Linked DNA regions of Homo sapiens: regions 1, 3, 4 and 5 are each linked to region 2. The links are chromatin loops, found by intact Hi-C in ENCODE. Cell type or tissue: endothelial cell of umbilical vein. All regions are shown on one strand.

Evidence for each region. Peaks named below come from ENCODE experiments on the same cell type or tissue, not always from the same donor. Only the 100,000 strongest peaks of a DNase experiment are listed, where the experiment ranks them.
Region 1: it touches region 2 in a loop (11-fold over the local background); 23 of 110 quality-filtered maps call a loop at or near these places.
Region 3: it touches region 2 in a loop (23-fold over the local background); 2 of 110 quality-filtered maps call a loop at or near these places.
Region 4: it touches region 2 in a loop (2.5-fold over the local background); 3 of 110 quality-filtered maps call a loop at or near these places.
Region 5: a loop joins it to region 2, with 4 times the contacts of the local background. A loop is called at or near these places in 2 of 110 quality-filtered maps.

The regions. Positions count from the first base shown.
Region 1 is chr2:32,770,125-32,775,124 of GRCh38, reverse strand. The region is part of intron 13 of TTC27 (tetratricopeptide repeat domain 27); the gene reads right to left. Among named protein-coding and RNA genes, the nearest start is that of LINC00486, 53 kb to the left of the region's middle. In endothelial cell of umbilical vein, a CTCF peak has its summit at 2,326 (motif pointing left); a DNase peak (open chromatin) is centred at 2,294.
Region 2 is chr2:33,083,999-33,088,998 of GRCh38, reverse strand. All of the region lies in intron 3 of LTBP1 (latent transforming growth factor beta binding protein 1), which reads right to left. Among named protein-coding and RNA genes, the nearest start is that of LTBP1, 140 kb to the right of the region's middle. In endothelial cell of umbilical vein, no CTCF peak of the experiment used is centred here; a DNase peak (open chromatin) is centred at 2,288; H3K27ac peaks cover 901 bases.
Region 3 is chr2:32,551,310-32,556,309 of GRCh38, reverse strand. All of the region lies in intron 65 of BIRC6 (baculoviral IAP repeat containing 6), which reads right to left. Among named protein-coding and RNA genes, the nearest start is that of BIRC6-AS2, 21 kb to the left of the region's middle. In endothelial cell of umbilical vein, a CTCF peak has its summit at 2,261 (motif pointing left); a DNase peak (open chromatin) is centred at 2,269.
Region 4 is chr2:33,268,230-33,273,229 of GRCh38, reverse strand. The region is part of intron 15 of LTBP1 (latent transforming growth factor beta binding protein 1); the gene reads right to left. Among named protein-coding and RNA genes, the nearest start is that of MIR4430, 150 kb to the left of the region's middle. In endothelial cell of umbilical vein, a CTCF peak has its summit at 2,460 (motif pointing right); DNase peaks (open chromatin) are centred at 2,439 and 4,659; H3K27ac peaks cover 229 bases.
Region 5 is chr2:33,370,061-33,375,060 of GRCh38, reverse strand. The region is part of intron 31 of LTBP1 (latent transforming growth factor beta binding protein 1); the gene reads right to left. Among named protein-coding and RNA genes, the nearest start is that of MIR4430, 46 kb to the left of the region's middle. In endothelial cell of umbilical vein, a CTCF peak has its summit at 1,904 (motif pointing right); a DNase peak (open chromatin) is centred at 1,940.

The sequences.
Region 1 (5,000 bases), 310 kb after region 2:
GCAAATGTCCAAAATTAGCAATTACCTTCTAGCTCTAAAACAGACTGGTGATGAGGTTATCTTTTATTTTTAATTTTTAAAACTACTGAATGGTTTGTAACCAATGTCTTTAAAACCAAAACAAATTTAATGAAAATCAGACAGATGACTTAATTTAACATTAAGTATTATGGTTCTCTTTTCCTTTTACTCTTGGTTATTTTTGCAGTGTTTTAATACTTTGCATTGGAAGGAAAAATCCTAGGATCGTTAACTGCTAGGTTTTATCTACTGACAACAAGAAGGGAAATGAGCTTTGCACACAGTGGTGTTCTTTGAAATCATCCAATGGCTTTTCTTTTTTGAGGTCTTCAGAATTTGGGGGACTACAGACAATATTTGGTGCCTCTTTTACTTTTTTCTTTTTAAACTATTACTTAAACTGCTATTACCAATAGTGACTGGCATCTCAGTTCAGAATAGTCATACTCTTAAGAACAGAACATCATAAAAGAAAAACAAAATCAAAAGAAGCTTCAAAAAAAACCTCTCTCGATTCCTCAGAACATAGTTGTATATGTTTGGGTACAAAAATCTCTATCTTCTCGTCCAGTGCTATCACATAAAAGTATCATGCTAGTAGCCTCATTATATTTTCTACATTTCAAAAAGTCAAAGGAAGGTGGTCCATGCCTGTAATCCCTGCACTTTGGGAGGCTGAGGTGGGCAGATCACTTGAGGTCAGGAGTTCAAGACCAGCCTGGCCAAAATGGTAAAACCCTGTCTCTACTAAAGATACAAAAGAAATGAGCAGGCATGCGTCTGTAATCCCAGCTACTCGGGAGACTGAGGTGGGAGAATCACTTGAACCGGGAGGTGGAGGTTGCAGTGAGCCACAATCACGCCACTGCACTCTGGCCTGGGCTAAAAAATGAGACTCTGTCTCAAAAAAAAAAAAAAAAGTAAAAGGAAGGGTGAAATTTATTTTAATAACATTTTATTTAACTCTACATATCCAATATGCGATTCCTTCAATATATTATTACTATACAAAGTTATTGAGACATTTTATATCCACTTTTTCACACCAAGTCTTTGATGTGAATTCAAAGATGTGAATTCAACACAAATTTGTGAAATTTGATGTGAATTCAACACAGCATGGATCAATTTCAACTAGTCACATTTCAAGTGTCCATTGTCACACATGGCTAGTGGCTACCATTATTAACACAGTTACACTATTTCTCTAAAACACTGACATAGGCCCTGGAATACCTTGCATCCTTCCCTTCTTTCTCCAATAAAAAACTAGCTCCTTTGGCTGAGATCCTCCCTTGAGCTTCTTTCATATATTATAGTTACTCCTGTTCCTCTCTTTACAATAACAACCAAAATAATTAGCTCTTAATGAGCATCTGCTATGTGTGCCAAGCACTGACACCATGAGCTTTCCACACATTACTCATGCGTTCCTCACACCCACCCTGCAAGGTGGTCAATCTCACTCTCCTAAGAGAGGCGACAAAGAGTCAGAGTCAGTCACAGACAGAGGAGAGGTTCGACACAGTCAGTGTGACTCCAAAGACCACGTCCTCTCTGCCTCCGACAACACCATTCTGCCTATACACAAGCCATGATTTATGGCAATACCATCCTTGTCACCAATAAAGAGAGAGGGGGAAACAGGGCAGTTAACATGTGCTGGGAAAACCCAAAAGATAATTCTTTAAGAACCAGGAGCATATCTCTTCCCCCACAAACGCTCTCTTGATTGGGCTAGTCAGGTGGACAAAAGAAAACATAGAAAAATGGGTGGCCACAGGATGGGGCAAGAATGGAGGGAGATAATCACCTGATAGAGAGGCCCTGGTTGAGATTTCTGCAGAGCTTATTTCCAGGGCAAATCGTGAAGGCAAGCTGGCTGTATGCAGCCAATAACCTTTCAAAGCTGACTGTCTAGCGTTTCTGTCTCAGGGAGCCAATAGAGAAACACAAAAGCAGGCCAACTGTTTATTTTGAATGTGATAATACCTGTACTTAACCAATGGCTTTAAATTATTTTAAAAATAATTCACAAAGAACTCAAAAGGTTGAGAGCATGGTTTCTTTGAATTTCCCTCACAAAGTCCCCTAGAGTGTGATAGAGGAGAAAGACGACTGGGATTCAAGTGGCTCTGAGTAACTGTTACGACCCTGGCTATGTCACTTAACCTATGAGTCTCAGTTCCCCAAGTGTGAAATAAGCAGGGGTGGACTAGGCTAAAATTCCTGAGTTCTCCAGATGCCCCAGATTCTGAAAACCCAGAGGGGACTGGGTTCGAAGGTACACAATTGCCATCTAGTGGCAAAATAAGGACATTGACAATAGAATGGAATATAGAAGCACTTCAACTTATAGGGTTATGTTCTGATAAATCCATCATAAATTGAAAATATTGTTAAGTCAAAAATACATTAAATTCACTTGATCTGCTGAACCTAATAGCTTCACCTAGCATACCTTAAACATGCTCAGAACACTTACATTAGACTACAGATAGAGAAAATCATGTAGCACAAAGCCGATTTTATTTTTTAAAAAGTGTGGAGTGTCTCATGGAATTTATTGACTACTATACTGAAAGTTATCAACAGAATAGATGTATGGTTACTCTAAGCATAGTTTCTACTGAAAATGTATCATTTTTGCACCATCATAAAGTCAAAAAGTTATTAAGTGGAACTATTGTAAGTCAGGGATCGTCCGGTATTTAGAATTAGCAGGTTTGAAGAACTGGAAGGGAATCAATTCAATTAGAGACCTTAGAAATCAGTTCAAAAGAGATCTAGAGGAAAATGATGCTTACAAAGGAAATAACTGGCTTAAAGCCACACAATGGTTCCTCAACCCAAGTGTGAAATATGTGTGCTGAAGACAGTGACTGTAATACTTATTAAACCTTAATAATTAAAATAAAAATTAAAGTTTGCTACCCTGAGGGCTAGCAAAAACTAAGCACCACTAGACAACTGGCATAGATAACTTTTATAATTAAAAAGTTAATTTTTACAAGGGTATTTAAGACACATCTGCAATGGGTACCACTTATGAACCTACTACTCAAACTCCCTTCCTCTTGAAAGTTTCCACATCATTGATAATCAGTATTCAAACTTTTGGCTAATTTCCCTCATATGATCAACTGTTTTGAATTTTTCTGTCACATATAATAAAGGTTAATGTAGAATAATCTAATCCTAAAGCCATACCACACTCTCCACTCTTTCTGTACCCCTGCCTGATTTCTGTGACCCCAAACACAGATGAGTTGTTGAATGTGGTATCATTAAACAGGAAATGACCGAAGTGAAATCCAAGAGTGACATCAATGGTGTCTGATAGTAGCTTTTCCTAAAGTGATGCTTGATGCTCATTTTTTTCCTCATGTGCACTGCCAACTCCTTCATAGCCAAGTTTCTCATTTACTAAATTCTAAGTTCTCCTTCCATGAGGAAATATAAATCTTAACCTACCAGCTTCCTGATCTCTCCAAAGGAATAATTTCTTCTATTTCAGTGTCTTCCCTTAAACTAAAGGATCAACTAAATTTTATACATACTTTTTCTTTTACTAGAGGTTATTAATTACTGAATGCCCTTCTCTTAATTCTTGTGCTAGATTTGGTTACCACTGGTCTTTATATTTGCTGAGTCTTTTCAAATAATTCACAATGCAAAGTAACACAGGTGTTTATATGTCATCTGCATGTGAGATTCTCCTGTTAGATATATCTCCCTAATTTTAGGCTACAGATAATGGGGCAACAATGGTTTTTCTACAGTGCAACAGGCAGAAAAGAAAAGAACGACTACGTAACATCTATTATTGCGAACTTACTATGGGCCAGGAAATATGTTAGACACCTAACATATACTGGCTCTAATTTTCTCAGCAGCAAATCCAGGTAGAGATTATAAACTCCATTATTTAAAAGCTCAGAAAGATGAAGAGATTTGCCTTTGTTATCTTCCTCGGGATTACCAGAATTCAGAATCAGGTCTATGGTAGCAAAGCTTTCGGCCTCCCCACTATGCATCAGTCACACCTACAGCCCAGATGTTATCACAGTACTCACATTTCTTGGCAGTTATGCAAGTTACACCTTAAGACTTTCATTCTGTACTGCTTACCAATATTAGAAGGGAAAAATAAAAAGGAAAGAATGTCTTTTTTCCGTACATATTATTCACATATGTTCATCCTATCCTCCCTATTGGAATGTGAGTTCCAACATCCTCAAGTCTTCCCACCACAAATAACATAAGTTCAAAACAGAAACGATATAAATCCATTTCAAATAAAAATATTTTATCCTTTCAAAAGCTAAAATGAAAGAAAAAGTTAAATCAAGGAAGAGCAGCATGTACAAACCGCTAAGATGATTAAAATGTCAGAGTACTGTATCATAGAAGTCTGGTCTTATGTATAGCAATGGCCTTGGAAAGGTCGGCTCAGTTAAATCCCTGGTCTCAAAGAGAGTCACTCCCTAACATGTGCTGGATGGTTCCCAAACATCAATCTTACATTCTCACTTTGCTTCTGATGAAAGCCCCGATGGCTCTTCATTAAAGGATGAAAAAAGTTCAAACCTGACAGACTGGTATTCAGGGCTTTTTATAACTTGACCTCAACCAAATCTGCCATTACGTCCTAGCATACTATGATATCCTCGAGGGCAAAACTGTGAAGAGGTTAAGAGCAAGAGCTCTGGAATCAGAAAGCTCAGGTTGAAATCCCAGCCCCATCCCTCATAAACTGTAAAATCTAGTACAAATTACTTAACCCTCTATTTCTTCATTTATGAAAGTAGGGTAAAAACAATAAGTAACTCAGTGACTGCAGAGAATTAAAAATATATGGAAAATGCTTCTAGAACAGTACCTGGCACTGAGTAAATACTCAGCATTAGTTGCTATTCTCATTATTATAACTGAATAAAATATAAACCACCAAAACTGATAGTTACCAAGAAACTGCT
Region 2 (5,000 bases):
TTTTTAGTAGACACAGGGTTTCAACATGTTGGCCAGGCTGGTCTCAAACTCCTGATCTCAAGTGATCTGCCCGCCTCGGCCTCCCAAAGTGCTGGGATTACAAGCATGAGCCCCTGTACCCAGCCTGTCACGCATTTTCAATGCACAACTACTTTTAAATTATATAATATTTTAAATGATATATTCTTGTCATCTTGACCATGATCAAATAGCATACAAGTCCCCAATTTTTGAATTTTAGTTTCACTCATTTGTCACTAATAAAGATCTACATTCATTTCTTGCTACCTTTATGTACCTGTTCATTAATTCACTCAACAAATATATATTAAGTCCCTACTGTACACTGTTCTAAGCCAAGGGATCCAGTAAAAACAAGATGGACTAAGACCTTACCCTCATGAAGCTTACAGTCTAGGGATACATTTCCAAACAGAGCGGAACACATGCAGGCGTCAGCATGTGCAAATCAAGAATGTGCCTAAGCATTTTCTACTTCAAGACTCTGTCTCCAAGAACACACTGGTCCTTTTTTTTTTCTTTTTTTGAGATGGAGTCTCGCCCTGTCGCCAAGGCTGAAGTGCAGTGGCATGATCTCGGCTCACCGCAACCTCCGCCTCCCGGGTTCAAGTGATTCTCCTGCCTCAGCCTCCAGAGTAGCTGGGATTACAGGCACGCGCCACCATGCCTAGCTAATTTTTGTATCTTTAGTAGAAATGGGGTTTCGCCATGTTGGCCAAGCTGGTCTCGAACTTCCAACCTCGTGATCCACCCGCCTTGGCCTCCCAAAGTGCTGGGATTACAGGCGTGAGCCACCGCGCCCGGCTCACTGTCCATATTTAACAAGAGACTTCTTTGGCATTATTCCATGCCATAAAAGCAATCACTTCAAATCCCTATTTGTAAAACTTTGTATTATAGCACTTGACATGCCTGGTGCTTTCCAGGAATTTTACCAAAGTGAATGCCTAAAGACTGAAGTTTACTATTTCAGCACCAAATTTTTAAAAATTCATTTTAACTATACGTAATAGAATTTTTTCCTGTGTACCAGACAACATCAGTCCAAGCCCTAATCTTTACTCTGACACCATACATTGTATGTTTAAGTCAAATCCAATTTTTGGAGGTCTTTAACTTCTTAAAATAGTAATTAGAACATGATGGTATGGCTCATAAAGTAAACTCATTTCCATTTCCGAAAACTCGAGAAATGCACTTAACAAATAATTAAAGGAAAGCAAATTCTGCTTGGATAAACTCCATCGGCACTTTATAAACAATGTGACTTATATTTCTGGTCAGCTTTCTGAAAGATGGTTTGAGACACAGCTATCATTTACATTCTGTTTCTTCCATGATTGAAGCTGGGGGCAGGACAGAGGGTGGGAGTGGTAAGTGATCTGAAGTCAAGAAAATCAGAGATTTCTGGCCTCAGGTCTAAGACTGATTTATTCTCTGTTACACAATAAATTCCCCCATCTTAAAACAAAGTAATTCTCTCATCTTAAAGTAGAATGTATAACCTATTACTTAAGTCTGTTTGGAGAAGCAAAGGAAACCATTATTTTGAGAGGACTTTGAAAATGCTGAAAGTGCAACAGTGGTAAAGGTAAATAGAACATAAGTGAGGCTAGGTGCAGTGACTCATGCCTGTAATCCCAACACTTTGGGAGGTGGAGGCAGAAGAATTCCTTGAGGCCAGGAGTTCAAGATTAGCCTGGGAGACAGAGTGAGAGCACACCTCTACAGAACATTTTTTTAAAGTAGCCAGGCACTAACTGTAGTCCCAGATACTCGTGAGGCTGAGGTGGGAAGATCACTGGAGCCCAGGAGCCATGATCATGCCACTGCACTCCAGCCTAGGTGACAGAGAAAGACCCTTTCTCCAAAAAAAAAAAAAAAAAAAAAAAAGCATAAAGGAGGGACAGCCTGGTGCTTCTGTGTCCAGAATCCGAAATGCTGGTGAAATTGGACACCAAAGAAGACTCTAAGAATAATCTCTGTGATCAAGTGCCCACACTGGGTGAATCTGTATTTATAACCACGGAAGCTAAAACACAATGCAAATATCCACAAGATGGGGATATTCTTCCACCAAAAAAAATAAATAAATATATAAATAAAAAGACAATGTGTTAGTTTATTTTCCTTTGCCAAAAGTTAAGAGATGGCAGGTGGCCCAACGAGACAAGGAAGTGAAAATCACTTTACTGAGCCAACAGAAATCACGCTTCTTAATGCTCCTTGTGAATTAAAACTTGCCAACAAAGCCAGTAGAGATAACAATTGTATTAAAGATAAAAATAGTTAAAGGATTACATCACTAAGCTTATAGAAAGCCTACCGTGCGGTGCTGCCCAGAAGTCTTACAGCTGAACCCTGTGTTCACTAGTTGCAATAAAGAAATAAATGAGAACACGACACACTAGTATCAAGGACTTATTCACCGCAGTCTCGGGTCTCATGTATGTCGCCATAACCACAAGGTCATAAGCCTGAGGAAGTCAATGGCAAGCTCCATTATTTCCCCTCCTGGGCCTGCTGCTGCTACACTCCTTAGAGCAGGCACCAAATGGATTCTGGAATTGGTGTTAAGTCATGCTACGCTGACCTCTGATGAAGGACCCCTGTTCCGGTAACTAAACTTCTGCCTCTCTCCTGAGATGTATTCCCATCTTGCAACTCTATTAACTGGGTACCCACCCGGTAGCCTGAGCTGAGGTCTCTTTCTTGAACTTACCTGGTACCTCCATTTTCAGCCTTGTTCTTGCTGTCTCCTCACTCAGGAGCTGATCTGTACCTGAATGCCAAGCAGTTGCGTCCCATGACTTACTGATGGTTCCCTTCCATGCTAATGCGGTACCTACTTCACAGTGGGTGAATACACATACAGCACTTAGAGCAATGCCTGACATGTAGTAAGAGCTAACAATAACTGTAGCTTTGTGATTATCACTGATGTTCTAACTCCTGGATGTTCAGTCCACCTGTTGGGATCCCATTACGCCAAGATGGACCATCTGCATGGTGCTATTTCACCAGACTCCCAATGCACCATGGATTGATTCCACATGCTGCCTGCCAGACCAGACTTCTTCCTGTAATTATAACTGAGTCTGTCACCTCCCAGAACCCACCACACCCAGTGGCCAGAACATGCCAAACCACATCCATACAACACAGGGCCAAAAAGTCTAAAATGTGGTTTATCTTCCCAACCCAGCAACATAGCTAAGAACACAGAATTTGGAGTTAGAGGGTGGGTTGAATCCTGGCCCCCCTGCCTCTTATGTAAGCATATGATCTTATGCAAGTGACTTCAATACTCTAAATCTCAGTGTTGCATCCATAAAAAGAGGATAATAATAAATGTGTCATAGGGTTATTGTCAGGATGAATAAGATAATGTAGGTACAATGCTTGACACACAAAAAGCACTCAACACACAGTAATTGCTACTGTTACTTGCATTATTATTCCTAAGGCAAGGATGCATGTGATATGAAATACATCTGAAGGGGAAAATATTTCAGGACCTAGAACCAAAATTCTACTTCTGGAAACCTGTCCTGAAGGTAAACTTGAGCAGATGTGCCCAGATGTGTCCAGAGAAGGTGTCCATTATTTCTCATAATAAGAAAAATGTTCATTAGATCAGAGTTTGGGCAGTGTATTAACTTCCCAGGGCTGCTCTAACAAATTGCCATAAACTAGGTGGCTTAAAACAACAGAAATGTATTCTCTCTCGGGTATGGAGACCAGAAGTCTGAAATCCAGGGACCAGCAGAGCCACACTCCCTCTGGCAGCTCTAAAAGAGAATCATCCCTTGCCTCTTCCAGCTTCTAGGGGCTCCAGCCATTTCTCGGCTTGTGGCTGCATTACTCCAATCTCTACCTCTATCCTCACAAGATCTCCTCTCCCTGTGTCTTCTCTTCTGTGTCTTCTAAGGGCACTTGCCACTGGATTTAGAACCCACATGGTTACATCAGGATGATCTCATCTCTAGATCCTTAATTTTCCAATAAGATCTCATTCACAGGTTCGAGGATTAAGATGTGGACATATCTTTTTGGGGGATGAGGGTTATCATTCAACCCCCAAAGGCTGGAAACCAAAAACATCCAGCTGTTTCTCACAGAAACCTGGTGAAACAAACTGGATCATGGTGGACTCTACCCCGCAGCTGTGGGACGGACCGAGCTGGACTGACTGGCAAAAGGGAACAGCAGAGTCAAGGGTGTCAGGTGGTACAATCTGAATAATGAGAACAAACAAATCATGTGTGTTTAAAAGCAATGTGTGCCTGTTTGCGCACAGGAGTTTTTTATAAGAATAAACAGGAAACTCTTGTCAATGGTGGTTTCCAGAGAGTGGGATGTGGTAAGGAGACGGACTGTAAGGGATGTAACCTTGCTTTGTATGTTACACCCCTCTCAACAGTTTGATTTTTTGATCCACTTGCCTGCAGGCTCTCCAACAGAGTTCCCTAAAGCCCAGTGACTGCTATCACCCGGGATCCCTAAGAGTTCCTCTGCATGAACTGCTACAGACGCAATGAGGATAAAGACAGAAGCCTCCAGGACGCCTCCCACCAGCAGCACCTTCCCAACCCCCAGAACCCTGTCTGCTTCATGGTCCCTTTCACAACTTCAAAGCCTCTTTCCTCCCTGTCTCCCCAAGAAAGGGCCAATCTGAACTAATTAGGTAATCAGACTCAGCTGAAAATTTAAAAGCAAAAATGCCTATCTGGGCACACACAAAAAAATCTGATACATGTATGTGCTGCAAATGCAGACTCATCAAGTTTCAGCAAGAAACTTTCCGTGTTTTTTTTATCCCACAAAAGCCTTCTTTGTCTGCTATTTTCTTAAAAGTCACAAAGAGAGCCTTAGAGATCTGCAGCTTACCCTTTAAATGGAATGGGAAAGTATTTCCAGACATCAGATTCCTCCACCTGTAATGCAAATTTAATTAACACTCGGCAAGGTCTCCCCAA
Region 3 (5,000 bases), 530 kb after region 2:
AAGCAATTCAAAACCCATCTAAATTTTAATTTAAGCAACCTGTCCTCCCCTTATAAAACTTACCAGTCATAATTATTTAACACAGAGTCATATATTCTATACCAAAGTCATTTCCACATTGGATGCCCTTGACAAAAATGAAAACTCTAAATAAAAGGAATTAACATTTGTTGATAAGCACTTACGTTATAGATACTCTGAGTCGCTATCAACATGCCTTGCTAGTGACCATATATAGAAATAAATACATTAAACATAGGCAAGTGTTTTAATTTTTATTGGTACTGCTCAGCTAACTGTCACAAAAACTAGAGCCATATTAAAATACTATTAAAATATACTTTGGGCTAAAAATAAAGTGGCAGGTTACTCTACCTTTTTTTTTTTTTTTTTTTGAGATAGGGTCTACTCTGACACCCAGGCTGGAGTGTAGTGGTATGATCACGGCTCACTGCAGCCTCGCCCTCCTGGGATCCCACTTCCCGAGTAGTTGGGACTACAGGCGAGTGTTGATTTTTTGTTCTTTTGTAGAGACAGGGTCTAAGTTGCCCAGGCTGGTGATCCTCACGCTTCAGCCTCCCAAAGTGCTGGGATTGCAGATGTGAGCCACCACACCTGGCCTGCTACTCTAATTAGTAGAATAATCTGATAGATTATTTTATTTTTATTTTTTTATTTTTTTGAGATGGAGTCTTGCTCTGTCGCCCAGGCTGGAGTGTTGTGGCTCACTGCAACCTCGGCCTCTGGGGTTTCAAGCGATTCTCCTGCCTCAGCCTCCTGAGTAGCTGGGATTACAGGCATGCGCCACCACACCCGGCTATTTTTGTATTTTTAGTAGAGACGGGGTTTCACCGTGTTGGTCAGGCTGGGCTCGATGTCCCGACCTCATGATCTGCCCGGGTCGGCCTCCCAAAGTGCTGGGATTATAGGCTTGAGCCACTTCACCCGGCCTATTTTAGTTTTTAATAGAGATGAAGTCTCACTGTGTTGCCAAGGCTGATCTCAAACTCGTGGGCATAAGCAATCCTCTCATCTTGGCCTCCCAAAGGGATTACAGGCATGAACCACCACCACAGCTCCCAGACTCTTTATTAAAACAGTACAAAGAAATGGCATAATTTGACAGTTTCATATGAACTATTACCATGAAAACTATAAATAAGGATATACAGTTAAGTATCATGTTACGACAGCTCGACAATTTTTCATTATTTGTTTCTCAGGCAGTGTATATCAACAAAATAAAGTATTTTTATAAATAATAAAAATTATGTATTTTCTATTGGTATCAAACCTTATCTTTTCCTGTAAGAGCACTAATACAATTTCTATGTCCTTTTTAATTTGGAGAGCCCTGAGACCTAGCAAGATGGCTAGGTTTCCAACTGCACATTTACTTTGATGTAACTACTAAGTAATTCAAATTTAATAAATATGGTCATATTTAAATTAAGATATTTGTCGTGACAACAGAATTAACCTTATTCTCAAACAGTATACTTATGAAATTAAATACCTACTCTTAAAGAAACATATCCAAAGGTAACATAAAGTAAAAAAAAAAGAGCTTTAAACATACAAAATACACTGTGAGAAAAATCAGATGGTATATCAAAATGCAGTAATGGGTTTTGACACATTATAGTTTGTTATAAAACTGTCAAACCAATATTAGGGAAATTAAAAATTTTAATCCTAGTATATAACATCATTTAACTAAGATAACCAGCCAATTCAGTAGATACTTTATAATTTTCCCAATGAAGTCCTGTGCCTGCTCTCTCATGTCTACCTTACTCTAACACATCACTTACTCATTTTTATTTTTCATAATGACAAAATCCATTTATATCTTGCTTTTCAACTTGAAAATAAGTGAGTTTAATAATCACCACGTTACTAACCAGTTAAACTTGAGCAACTGAATACATTTCTCTAGATTTCATTTGTTCTTTTCTAATCTGTGAATTGTCAGATTAACCCAGATAACAGCAATTTCCCTTGATAATCTGAAAGAATATTCATCCCCATATAATAAGACCACTATTAAAAAGGTAAAGATTTATTTCAATAAGAATTTGTAGCATACCCCACTAAGTTAATGGCAAATAATTTAATGTGTGCTGAGACTTAATATGCTCTCTTCTCAAAAAAGGAACATACTATTTTCTAAAATAGGTGAGGGTCTCTAAAGTAACATTCTGCCTGTTAACATTAACATGTGAATATTACCAAATACTTCTTAAAATGAAACAGGATCTCCATCTAGTGGCCAGAGGGGTAACTCCATACTATACAAGGGCTAGAGAAAAAATGATTGTGGCCTACAAAACGCAACTTTCAGAATACCATTTCTTATGAAAAGTGGAAGTGAAAATGTTGAGAAAGAAATTAAAATGAACAAATAATATATTTTCCTATCTAGAACACTAACAGATGTCTTTATTTTAGTAAGCAATAAGAAACAAATTATTAAAGCATCAAACTTACTATTTTGAGTAACTGGAACCATAATGTTAACCTTTGATAAATCTGATTAATTTAGCCTAAATATGAAGATTTATGTTTCTGCTGTAATGCCACCAAACGCTTTTTTTTAAAGTCTCCATTCATTTACAGGCTGGGTTGTGGCTCATGCCTGTCTGTAATCCCACCACTTTGGGAGGCCGAGGTGAGCGGATCACTTGAGGTCAGGAGTTCGAGACCGGCCTGGCCAACGTGGTGAAACCCTGTCTTTACTCAAAATACAAAAAAAATTAGCAGGGTGGGTGGCGGGTGCCTGCAGTCCCAGCTACTCGGGTGGCTGAGGCATGAGAACTGCTTGAACCCGAGAGGCGGAGGTTGCTGTGAGCCAAGATCATATCACTGCACTCCAGCCTGGGCGACAGAATGAGACTCTGTCTCAAAAATAAAATAAAAAAATAAGTCTCCATTCATTTACGTATCTAAATTTTCCTCTCCACCCATTTTAAGATCTACAAAAAGAGGTCAAAAGAGTAGGAAAACTACTGTTAGTCACAAAAATCTTTTGCTAGAAACAGTAAATTCAAAAAGATGAAATATCAGGAATTTATCTTTTTTTTTTTTTTTTTTTTTTTTTTTTTTTTTTTTTGAGACAGAGTTTCACTCTTGTCACCCAGGCTGGAGTGCAGTGGTGCCATCTCGGCTCACCGCAACCTCCCCCTCCTGGGTTCAAGCGATTCTCCTGCCTCAGCCTCCCAAGTAGCTGGGATTACAGGCATGTGCCACCACATCTGGCTAATTTTGTTTTTTGTTTGTTTTTTTTTTTTAGTAGAGATAAAATGATGTAACTTATAGTCAGTAGGTTAAACGGTAGCATGCCTCCTAAATGATATTAAATATGGATTGTTTTCAGGAAAACACAGCTTAATATAAGCATATAAGTACATATATAATTAAGTAAACATAAATATAAATATATAAATATATAATTAGTTATCAGTTTTGGTTAGAATAGTAATAATTTTTTAAGTGGCTACTATTTATTTATTTGAGACAGGGTTTCCCTCTGTCACCCATGCTGGAATGCAGTGGCACGATCTTGGCTTACTGCAACCTCCACCTCTCATGCAAGTAAAAAGTTCTTACGCAATTATTTAATGACTAAATACAATATACTTAATGATTAAATCACTAAACATAATCAGTGCCTACCTCTGGAGAATAGGATCGGTGTCTCAGTTACAGAATTGTGACAAGTTAGTAATGGAAAAAAGGTTGTCCTTTCCTCTAAGGAGCTTATATGCTCCCTCTATTCTGGTAATAATTTTACAACTAACAATATTCTCTTTTTACCTTTGATGCAAAGATGTTCAGAACTAAAACTGAAGATCAATTTTATGTGCAATTATTGTTGATCCTTATGGTCAGCTTAGTATTATCATTTAATATGTTCAGGCCAGTTTTTAAACTTCTATTGAAATAAAACAGACTTAGCTAACCAGCTACATAGTAAACTCATTAATATGAGAACTTGAAGGTTTTATTAAAATGAGGAGCAGACTCTGGTATTCATCTCAATCTTTAACAGTCATTAAACATTAAAGTTTAAAGATTACAAAGTATCTAACGTATACCTGTAGCCAAAAAATAAGGGCAAAAAGGGTGTGGGACAGTAATAAGAAACCACAATTGACATTTAAAATTAATGGCAGACCAATCTCTGCACTGAAAGGAAGGCATAAACTAGTGTGTTCCTATATTTTCTTGTCTTGCTCACCAATCATTTAAAAACATGTTATAGAAAGAAAATGTGCATTATTTTACTAAAGTTCTCAGAAAAGGCTATTATGTTAGGCCTGCGTTTTTTTATATCATCTGCTAGCAATATAAGCAAATCATCCCTTGAATACAATGTCTCAGGCAAAATTATGAGGACTACTCTCACACTTACAAACCAATCTGTAGAATATTCTATAAAATAAATGGTTACATTCTGTAAAAATATCAGTATTATGAAAGATAAAGATAGGCTAGGAACTCTTCCAGATTACAGAAGAAAAGGACATGACAACTAAATGTAGTAAAAAATGGTGGAGTGGATCCTATCACATTACCTCAACTCCCACATTGCCAAAAATAATACTATATACGCAAATGAAAAAATTGGAAAATAAACTTTAGACTAATTTTCCAAAATAGAAATTTTACTAAGTCTAAGGAAGACTCTGGCTAGATAATTTGTTCAGGTTTTTAAATGCCACTTAAGGCAGGGTGTGTTGGCTCAGGTCTCTAATTCCAGCACTTTTGGAGGCCAAGGTGGGCAGATCACATGGGGCCAGGATTTGAGACCAGCCTGGCTAACATGGTGAAACCCCATCTCTACCAAAAATACAAAAATTAGCCGGGCATGCTGCTGTATGTCTGTAATCCCACCTACTCAGGAGGCTGAGGCAGGAGAATTGCTTGAACCTGAGAGGTGGAGGTTGCAGTAAGCCAAGATCGTGCCACTGCATTCCAGCATGGGTGACAGAGGGAAA
Region 4 (5,000 bases), 180 kb before region 2:
TCCATTCTTTAGCAGGCCATATTTGAGTTTCAACAAATACATCCAATCTCCTCCAAAATTTATCATTAATCCCCCCAAAGACCTCCCACTTCTAAACAAAGAAAAACTTCTTGGTGTATCTTACTCTTATTTGCCAATTTCAAAATGAACATATTTTATTTCTACTGGTAAAGTAGAATCTTTTCCCAAATCTTTTCTGCTAAATTCCTCCCTTACTCCCTTACTGAGCCCTGTGTAAGACTGGCTTCTTCTATATATCCTGTACAGATTAGCCCTGTTCAAGTCCTCAGTCTACTCACAGACATACACTACAGTGGAGGGAGGGTCTTAGGAGTCCATGGTTAGGTGGAGTCCATCAAAAAAAAACCCAAGGACTCAAAGGGGGCCTTCTGAGATTAATTACTCCTTTAAGATTTTCTGTTTCCAATGTCCTTTGTAAGAAGGTCTAATGGCCTAGTGAAGGTGGCACAGCTGGTGGTTAGAAGCACTGGCTTGAAGACAGTGCAGGCACAAATGCTGCTGCCCTTTACAGTTCTGCAGAATGGGGCAAGTGACCTCACCATTCTATGCCTCACTTTTCTACATGTGTAAAATGGAAATAATCAGAGTTCCAACTTCAAAGTATGAGAATGAAAGAGATGCTCTAAATAACGCATGTAGCCAATGCCTGGCATATTATATGTGCTCAATAAAAGTTACCATTATTGTTCATATTGAAGTCATTTAAGAATATATTTAAAAACCAACACATTTATACCAATACTACCTTGGGCTATTATCTGTCATCGTATAGTAAACAAGGCTCAAAAGAGAGGCTGGTATGAATGAGGCCAAGCGACCCTCCAAGGTAAATAGTTTGGCGCCTCTGAGCATGACAACCTAGGAGCACAGCTTTGTTAGAGAGGTCTGTGGTTTGAATGAGAAGAAAAGCAGGTGGGCTATTCTCGCTAATAACACACTGTCTATTCTGCAGTAAAAGGATGTGGAAAACAGTGCTTTAACACAGATTCACTATGGAAATGACCTAAATTGGGGTTGAGGTTGCTCTCCGAAACCAAAACCACATGCTTCATTTTTCATAAAGTATTCACTGTGCTGTGACTTTGAGACTACTCATGCAAGTCATCTGAAAAAGGAAGCATATGAACTTCAGCATTTTACACAAAGTCACCTGGATGTATGAGAAATGTATGCACACCCCATGTATTTACAAATTACTTATACCTTTTGTGAGTCTAGTTATGTTAATTCACTTTCAGGAAGATACATTTGTTTATAGTGAAAATATTATCAAATTATAGGAAAAATAATTCAAAAGGCTAAAAACATGGGTAATTAATATGACTGCCTAAACTTAAGTGACTGGCAATAATAACACAAAACAATGAATTATACATACAGCACAGCATATAATCATTAACAAGATAGGAAAATGCTTATTTGTTAAAAAAACACAGGCACAAATTATAATATAGAATATAATCTCCATTATACTACAATACACACAGAAAAGAAGGTTGGAGGGAAGTAGATCCAAGTTTTATGGTTTTTAGGATTAGCATTTTCTTCATTTTTTTTGGTACTTTTTAAAATTTTTACACTAAGCATGTCTTGGCACTTTCATAATCTGAAAAGTCTTCCTTAAAAATATAACTTGTATGTACCTAAAATCTGAAGGTAAAAGGTAATCTTCACCAGGTTATACTCATGGACTTTCAGGTAAGAATTCTCTTCTGTTTATAGGAATTTTTTAGTGAAACAGCATGAGATGCACACGACTCTATATTATACATAGAAGCTTCCTTTGCAAGTTACTGGTGTTTAGATTTCTTGGGTTTTTTCCCGGGTGGTTATTGACCTATCTTTATACTCATCTCTGACATTTTCATAAAGCAGAAAGACATGTTGACCATATTTGCAAAAAAAAAAATTAGAAGGTGAATTAATATATTCAGGGCAAGGGTTCAGAACAAATTAAGAGGCTATAAATCTGGGGTTTTCATGAAAAGCTTGATGAGTAGTCACTAACCCACTCCCACAATACCAATTTGGTGATTACCAAGTATTTGTCATTTGGCAGGGACAGCCTTAGAATGGAACTTCTTTATATGTGTGAACAAGTCTTCAAATATATGTGATGCTTAATTAAAATGTGATATATTCCTATGCCACAAATTGCCAACATAGCTAAAGTGTTTCTTCTCAAAAGTCAGCTCTGAGGTAGGAGAAATAGTGAAGAAGTATAACTCTTTAGTCTTAGGAATAAAATGAGTAATAATGGCCTTTCCCACCAATCCAATATCTTAGATAGAAGCTAGGAGGTTGGAATTTGATAAAAAATGTTTGTTGATTTTTAGTTGATTACCTCATACATAAGTATATAGAGACGTGGCTTGCAAACGCTGAACATGTCTGTCAGGATCACGTTACATGTAAGAAAATGTTAGGCTGACACCACTAGAGGGTACTAAGAGATACAGCAAAGGAAAGAGGGACACTTTCTGAAACATACTTGATTTCTACTTCTTCCCATTTTTACACAAGTGATTAATTAATGTAACTGTCATCAGTTTGACCTCAGAGATCCCTTCCATCCTTTGCCAGGCAGGATTCCATTCTTTTTTTTTTTTTTTTTTTTTTGAGACGGAGTCTTGCTCTGTCACCCAGGCTGGAGTGCAGTGGCACGATCTCGGCTCAGTGCAAGCTCTGCCTCCCGGGTTCACGCCATTCTCCTGCCTCAGCCTCCCAAGTAGCTGGGACTACAGGCACCCGCCACCACGCCCGGCTAATTTTTTTGTATTTTTAGTAGAGACGGGGTTTCATCGTGTTAACCAGGATGGTCTCCATCTCTTGACCTTGCGATCCACCCACATCAGCCTCCCCAAGTGCTGGGATTACAGGCGTGAGCCAAGGATTCCACTCTTGTAGGCAGACAGAAAACAACCATCACACCTTCAAAACACCCCTGTCTGCTTTCTATTCACTACTTATCAAAAAGTTGAACATCAGAGGCTGTGTGCAGTGGCTCACGTCTGTAATCCCAGCACTTTGGGAGGCCGAGAAGGGAGGATCACTTGAGGCGAGGTCAGGAGTTTGAGGCCAGCCAGGACATGGTGAAACCCCATCCTTACTAAAAATAGAAAAAATTAGCCAGGTGTGGTGGTGGGCACCTGTAGTCCCAGCTATTCGGGAGGCTGAGGCAGGAGAATCGCTTGAACCCTGAGTGACAGGGCGAGACTTTGCCTCAAAAAAAAAAAAAAAAAAGTTGAATATCAGGTAAAAAAATAAATTACTGGTACTTATACTTTAAAACATATAAAACATGTCTCCCTCATATCTCCCCTGTGTTTTCTCTCCTTTTCTAATAGGTTTTCATTCCTGAGCACATAGACAGTACACAAGTCCTGAGAATGTTGTCTTAAAGAACAGGAAAAGTGTTCTGCATTTTCTGTTTTTTAGGGCAAAGACAAGATGCTTTATATTTTTCCTAAGTGGTCACTCACACATCGGCATGCAAACCTTTTCCCACCGAGTAGATCAGTTCATGTAGAAGAATATGATTCTTTGAGCAAACTGTGTCAATATAAACTCTAGAAACTGGGCTCTGTCTGATACACCAGAGTCAAGCCTCACATAGACAGCACTCATTTCTTGTGTCAGGGGTATGTATGCTGGTGAATGGGAATGTCTTGTCTTTTTAGCATGCTTGGCTTTCTTGGCTTTGCAGAGAGACGATTAAGTGAGTGCTCCCCACTGGACTCTCTCACATGTCCTTCATAATGCCACCTGGTTCACAGGACAGCCCTACTCTTCCCTACTATATCTGCTCCCTGAAAACCTCATCTTCACCAGGTCAAGGACCTTATTCTATTTCTTTTGCTGGAGTCCATCTAGAATATGGAAAAAGGGCCATGACAGAAAGCCAGTGATGGAAAACCAAATACTCTATTTATACCAGCAACAAGGCCAATGGTAGATTTAACAGTGTGGTATTTTTACTCTATTTTCTAAAATTAAATGAAACAGAAAGCTTTTAGCAAAATATGAAAATGACTATACTGACTTTTAGCTTTTTTCTTCATCATGTGATTCCCTGAATGAATGAATGAATGAATGAATGAATGAATGGAGTCTGGAAATACTAAAGCATGATGATTTCACATGGAAATAAAAGAGTTCATTTTCTATCCGCATACACAGTTTATTGAGGCAGTAATGACACTGGTAATATGCTTGAGGGACAAACATTTTTGGGTCATTTCTGAGTTCTGGAAAAGATCTGATGAGCAAATAGTTTTTTTAAATGTCTGGGCCATGATAATTACAGAGGTTTCCACAAGGCAGTTAACTCAGTCAAAGAATAATTTCTGACCAGTCTGCAAGAGCCATGGAGAAAGCTTGGGAAGAGCCAGAGGAAGGCATCAAATGTTAACTCATGGAAAGGTTTACAAAAATGCCCTGGCTTCCTAACTGCCCCACAGTGAGCATAGATTGTCCCACAACAATTGAAACAGATGTTTCCACTTTGTAAATATCTGCCAGAGAAATAAAAGTTTGATTTTCCCAACCTATCCTTTAGCTATTAAGACACTATGCTAAATCAAGAATTTATATGCTGAAACATATAATTCACTTGAAAATGGTATGCCAATAATGTTGCGAGCCACCAAGTCAGCTGTTAAGAGTGGAAAACATCACACGTATTTCCTGCAGATATGTGGCTCACTTTATAATTATCACATGTCAAAGTGTGTTTAGCTAAATGTGAAAAGGCTACTTCCAATTTCACCATCGTAAAGATATAATCACTAAACAATGTGGAGCTGATGGTATTCATTTTAGACTCTTACGTATTGTTCTATCCCTGTCTTCAATCATGGGAGAAACTAACAGTAACAAATAATATTTACCTCCTCTGTGTTTTAGAGACAAAAACATTATTATGCAATATTCCTGAGAGAACTGATGAGATTGCTCCTTAAATCTGTGTTTGGCTCCCA
Region 5 (5,000 bases), 290 kb before region 2:
ATTTTGCAATAATCTTTTGAGAGTAGTAAAAGTATTTTCAACCTTTCTTTGGGAGGGGTGAGAGAAAGCTTTCTAAATAAATACAGGAGTCCTTTCTTTTTTCTTTTTTGGGAAGGAGTCTTGCTCTGTTGCCCAGGCTGCAGTGCAGTGGCACAATCTTGGCTCACTGCAACAGCCACCTCCCGGGTTCAAGCGATTCTTCTGCCTCAGCCTCCAGAGTAGCTGGGACTAGAGGCACACGCCACCACACCCAGGTAATTTTTGTATTTTTAGTAGAGATGAGGTTTCACCATATTGGCCAGGCTGGTCTCGAACTCCTGACCTCAGAATCTGCCCACCTTGGCCTCCCAAGTGCTGAGGTTACAGGCGTGAGCCACTGTGCCGGGCCAAGAGTCCTTTCAATGAGGAACAACATAACTGGCTTACTGGCCATTTCATATAACATCCATTCAATCTAGTTCCATGGATACCAAGAGTTCAGTCCCACAGAACTGGAACGCTTGCCTGTTTTATAGATATTCTCTGTGCCCGCATGACGGCCACTCGATTTCCTTTTGTATCTTTCTAGTTTGATTTTAATTTTCCATTGTAAGTGACTAGCGGTTATTGTTTCTTTAATTATAATGTTCAGGATCTATGATTGAAATGATAAATGCTTTCATAGTGATTGTATTAATTATCATAACCTCACGAAGAGGTCTCAACTTTGGATAAAGGAGGTTGAAGTAATGTGCCCAGTGCAATGTCACAGAGCCAGGACCAAAAGCAGAAAGAGATCCCTGGATTGCCTAAACCAAAGGCAGTGACCACTCATTGTTTCACAAGTAGGGTGTTCCAAAGTGATTATTAACATTCTTTGGAAACATATTTCTTGGAAAAGCCTTTAAACCGTGACTGCTGACAGGCCTTTTGCAACTATGGCCCAGTTACAATATTTTTTCAAGTTTAGTCCATGAGTCAAATCCCTGTCTTCCTTCACACCTCCAAGGGCATTACGAAACTTCTTGCCCTGAGATCTTTGGGAGCGTCTAAGAGCCATGCACAGATATGGAAGAAATCACTAGCCGAATTGTTTGAAGACATTCCAAATTCTTTACTTTTGCAAAATGATATGAATACTTGGGTAGGTTAGATATTAGGAAGGATTGAAAAATTTTCTGTCACAGCAAATGGTGAATTTATTAAAGTATCATTTGCAGATTTAAAATACATAATATTTAGGAATAAATTATACTAATTATGCATTTCATTAAATACAACTTTACACCTGTTCCAGAATTGTTTGCCTAGTACATAGTAGGCATTCAATAAATAATAAAATAAAGAACATGTAAGTAATTTAACTAAAACTGAAAACAGGTAAGTTATAAATAATTTAGATTTCATTTCAGATCATTTACTTATCTCTTCTTATAAACCACAAGCTGTATATAATTTATATACAGTAATGATAATTCTTCCTAGCATTATTTAAAGGAGTATGAATAACTGACAAATATCTTCTATTCCCCTATAGCACAGTCTACCTTTCTCAAAGGAAGTTGGATACATACTGACATTGCTTTGACTCAACAGATCCTCACTAAGTGCCTATTCACATCATGCCTTTGTGCTTTATTCTTTTATTCAATAGGCATTAAACAAAATCCATTTGCTCTTTCATCAGTCCCAGAACTAGAATTTTTGATTCAGATGTGTAAGTCTGTCTCTTCAAACTGCTCTCTTAGCAACACTGAGAGGACCATGCCTCTGTATGTTGATCAATGTTCGTGTTTCATTAAACTTTGTTAACATTTTTCAATTTATTTTGTGGCACCTTCTGTTTCCTTTGGGACCTCATGTTTTAAAACCATCTTTCTACACCTGAGTAGTCAAGAAATTACCTGTGCTGTAGTACATTACATCGCCAATAGGTGGCATTCTCCCAACACACTAGTTGTCCCGTTTATCAAGTCTTTGTTCCGTTTACTTACAATGTCTAATTACTTTAACAATTTACTTATCAGAAATCTAATTATTTTAACAATATAAAAAGACACTGGGATCCCTGGGTACTTAAGATTCAAATGTTCAAATATGTATAATTTTCTTTCATTTGCAGATCAACGGATTTTGATTTCCATGAGATAATGGCACCCTCTATCTTGTGATTCTTACGTACATTTTCCAGAACATTTAAGCTTATGTTATCTTTTTTCAGATGAAGTCTTGCTCTGTTGTCCAAACTAGAGTGCAGTGGCACGATCTTCGCTCACTGCAACCTCCGCCTCCTGGGTTCAAGCAATTCTTGTGCCTCAGTCTCCAGAGTAGCTAGGATTGCAGGCATGCGCCACCATGCCTGGCTAATTTAGTAGAGATGGGGTTTCACCACGTTGGCCAGGCCAGTCTCAAACTCCTGACCTTAAGTGATCTGCCCACCTCTGCCTCCCAAAGTGCTGGGATTACAGGTGTGAGCCACCACACCCGGTGATTAAGCTTATACTTTTAAGAGTAGCAAAAAATAAAAACATTAAAAAATCATTTTAGATTAAGTGATAGGCATCACTAAAAGTTTTATTTACTGAGAATTATTGACTTGCTTTAGTTCATTAGTCCATTGAATATATAGTTTTTTGTTATTCCTGCCAATGTGTCTGTGGCTACAGATTTGATGACACATTGCCTCTTATTATGCTCATTGTTAGCTCTAAAATCAGTTTTTCTTTTAGCACACAATGTGTGAGACAATTTTAAAATCTCAGCTTTAATTCTTCACTTTGTTACTTTTCTGTTCTAAGGGAGACTATTTAAGATGTGCTTTGGGATCATGGAAAGAGACTCGAGTAACACTGAAGAGGTTAGAACGTAGATTCTGGAGCAAGGGTGCCTGGATTTGAAGCTTCCACTTACTGGTACGTGACCACTGACAGGCATCTTAAGCTTGCTGTGCCTCAGATCCTCTGTCAGAAAAAGGAGGGGTAGTATTCTCCCTTATCCACTAGGGATATGTTCCAAGACCCCCAGTGGATGCCTTAAACTGCAGGTAGTACTCAACCTTATATATACGATCGATTTCTATCAGATAATGGAGCTGCTACTAAGTGACTAATGGGCAAGTAGCATACACAGTATGGACACCATGGACAAAGGGATGGTCCACGTGCTGGGTGGGACACCACCAGATTTCATCACACTACTCAGAACTGCATGCAATTTAAAACTTATGAGTTGTTTATTTTTGGAATTTTCCCCTTAATATTTCGGACCGTGGTTGACTGTGGGTAACTGAAACCAGATAAGGCAGAGGACTACTGTAACTGTATACCTAAGATGGCTTGGCAAGTTAAATATCTCAGTAGATGGAAAACATGTTGAAAATGCCAGGCATTGTGCTATGTATATGTTAGTTATCATTTTTATTATCACTTAGACTGAGAAAAACCAAGCAACAAAAAATCTATATCCAATAAACTCCATATGCAACCAAAGGCCTCAAAGTTCTGATAACTCTATGACTTTCTTCTCTCACAGCGCTAGAAATTCTCAGCAAGATCAAACAATGACCACTCTGTCTTCATTTATGAAATGGATACAATGGCTCGTTTTTCCTGACTTGGTTTCCCAAACAGCTCTGTCTCTCAGAGGCTGACATGACATCACAATAAAGACCACAAATTTGAGGATCCTCCCAAAACAGTTTAGCCACCCAAATCATTTTAAGAGTGGGCAGGATCAGCGGGTACTGTGAAAGGGGAAGGAGAAGAGGAGTCAGGGGCTGCAATGGGGCAAGGAAGGCCTCCAGAAGTCTGAATGGGGAGACAGTCAGTCCATGATACATCCATGGTGAAGGAAAAATCAGGAACTTCCTCCTAGTGCAGTCTGCGGTCTGGCCTCTGTAGTGGAGCATTGAAATGGGATCCTAAGCAGCCCCAGAAATGTATGAATTCTACAATTATGCAATTCTCCTTATGTAAAGCTCCCCTGACACAATCCATCACACTCATTTCCCCTGCATGTGGTACCAATATGCAAGATGCCATCTAACTTCAGAGAACACTATTTAAGCAGCCACTCCTACCTCCTGCACCTACCAGTACTCTCAGATGTAGTTGCTGCTTTAGCAAGAATTAGTGCCCGTGACCTGTTGGACCAGAAGTGTGAAAGCTCGCTCTGGAGCCAAAGCTTTATTTTACACTGCACTTTAATGCTTAAAGCTGATGACAAGTGGTGCGATTTATTCCTTAAATTCCTCCAGCACTGATTCCATCAGTAACGAATTGTTCCCCAAAGCAGTACTGCACTCCTAAGGAAAATGGGATGCATGATGTCTGACAGGCTGGGATTAGTCCAGTGCTTAGATGAAGAGATAGACAACGTGGTCCTTCTCAACGATTAAGATATCCGGGAACAGTATATTTAAAAGGTTCAATGGCAGAAACTATGAACAAACTAGTTTTAAAATTCACATATTCTTTGCTTCCTTTATGATAGATAACTACCAGCATTAACGTAGGTTTTAACAAAATAAAGTTAGATGCTATTAGATGGCTCTAGAGCTTTGCTTCCTCCTCAGAGGAAGCAGCAGCAGCAGCAGCAGCTTGGGACTTATCAGAAATGCAGAATCCTGTGTCTCGCGCCCCGCCCCATCTTTTGCAAGTGAGAAACCAGAATCTGTTTTTTGATAAGCTCCCCCAGGTAACTGACATGCCCATTAATGTTTACGAAGCAGTGGTCTAGAAAAGACAGTCTTACATTAAGAACAATTATTTCTGCATTTGTCTACGCTTAATTTATGTTCACATGCTATTAGGTAACTGTAGATTTTATAAGATCCTTTGGATTTTAATTACATTTGAAAATGCATTTGATCTGAGACGCCTATTAGTGGCAGCCATAGTTGTTAGTATCTTCTGAAAACTTACCATGTGTCAAACACTATTTGAAGTGTTCACGTATTATTTAATTCTCACAACCACCCTGAAAGGCAGATATTATTTTCACATGAGAAACTGAGGTACAGA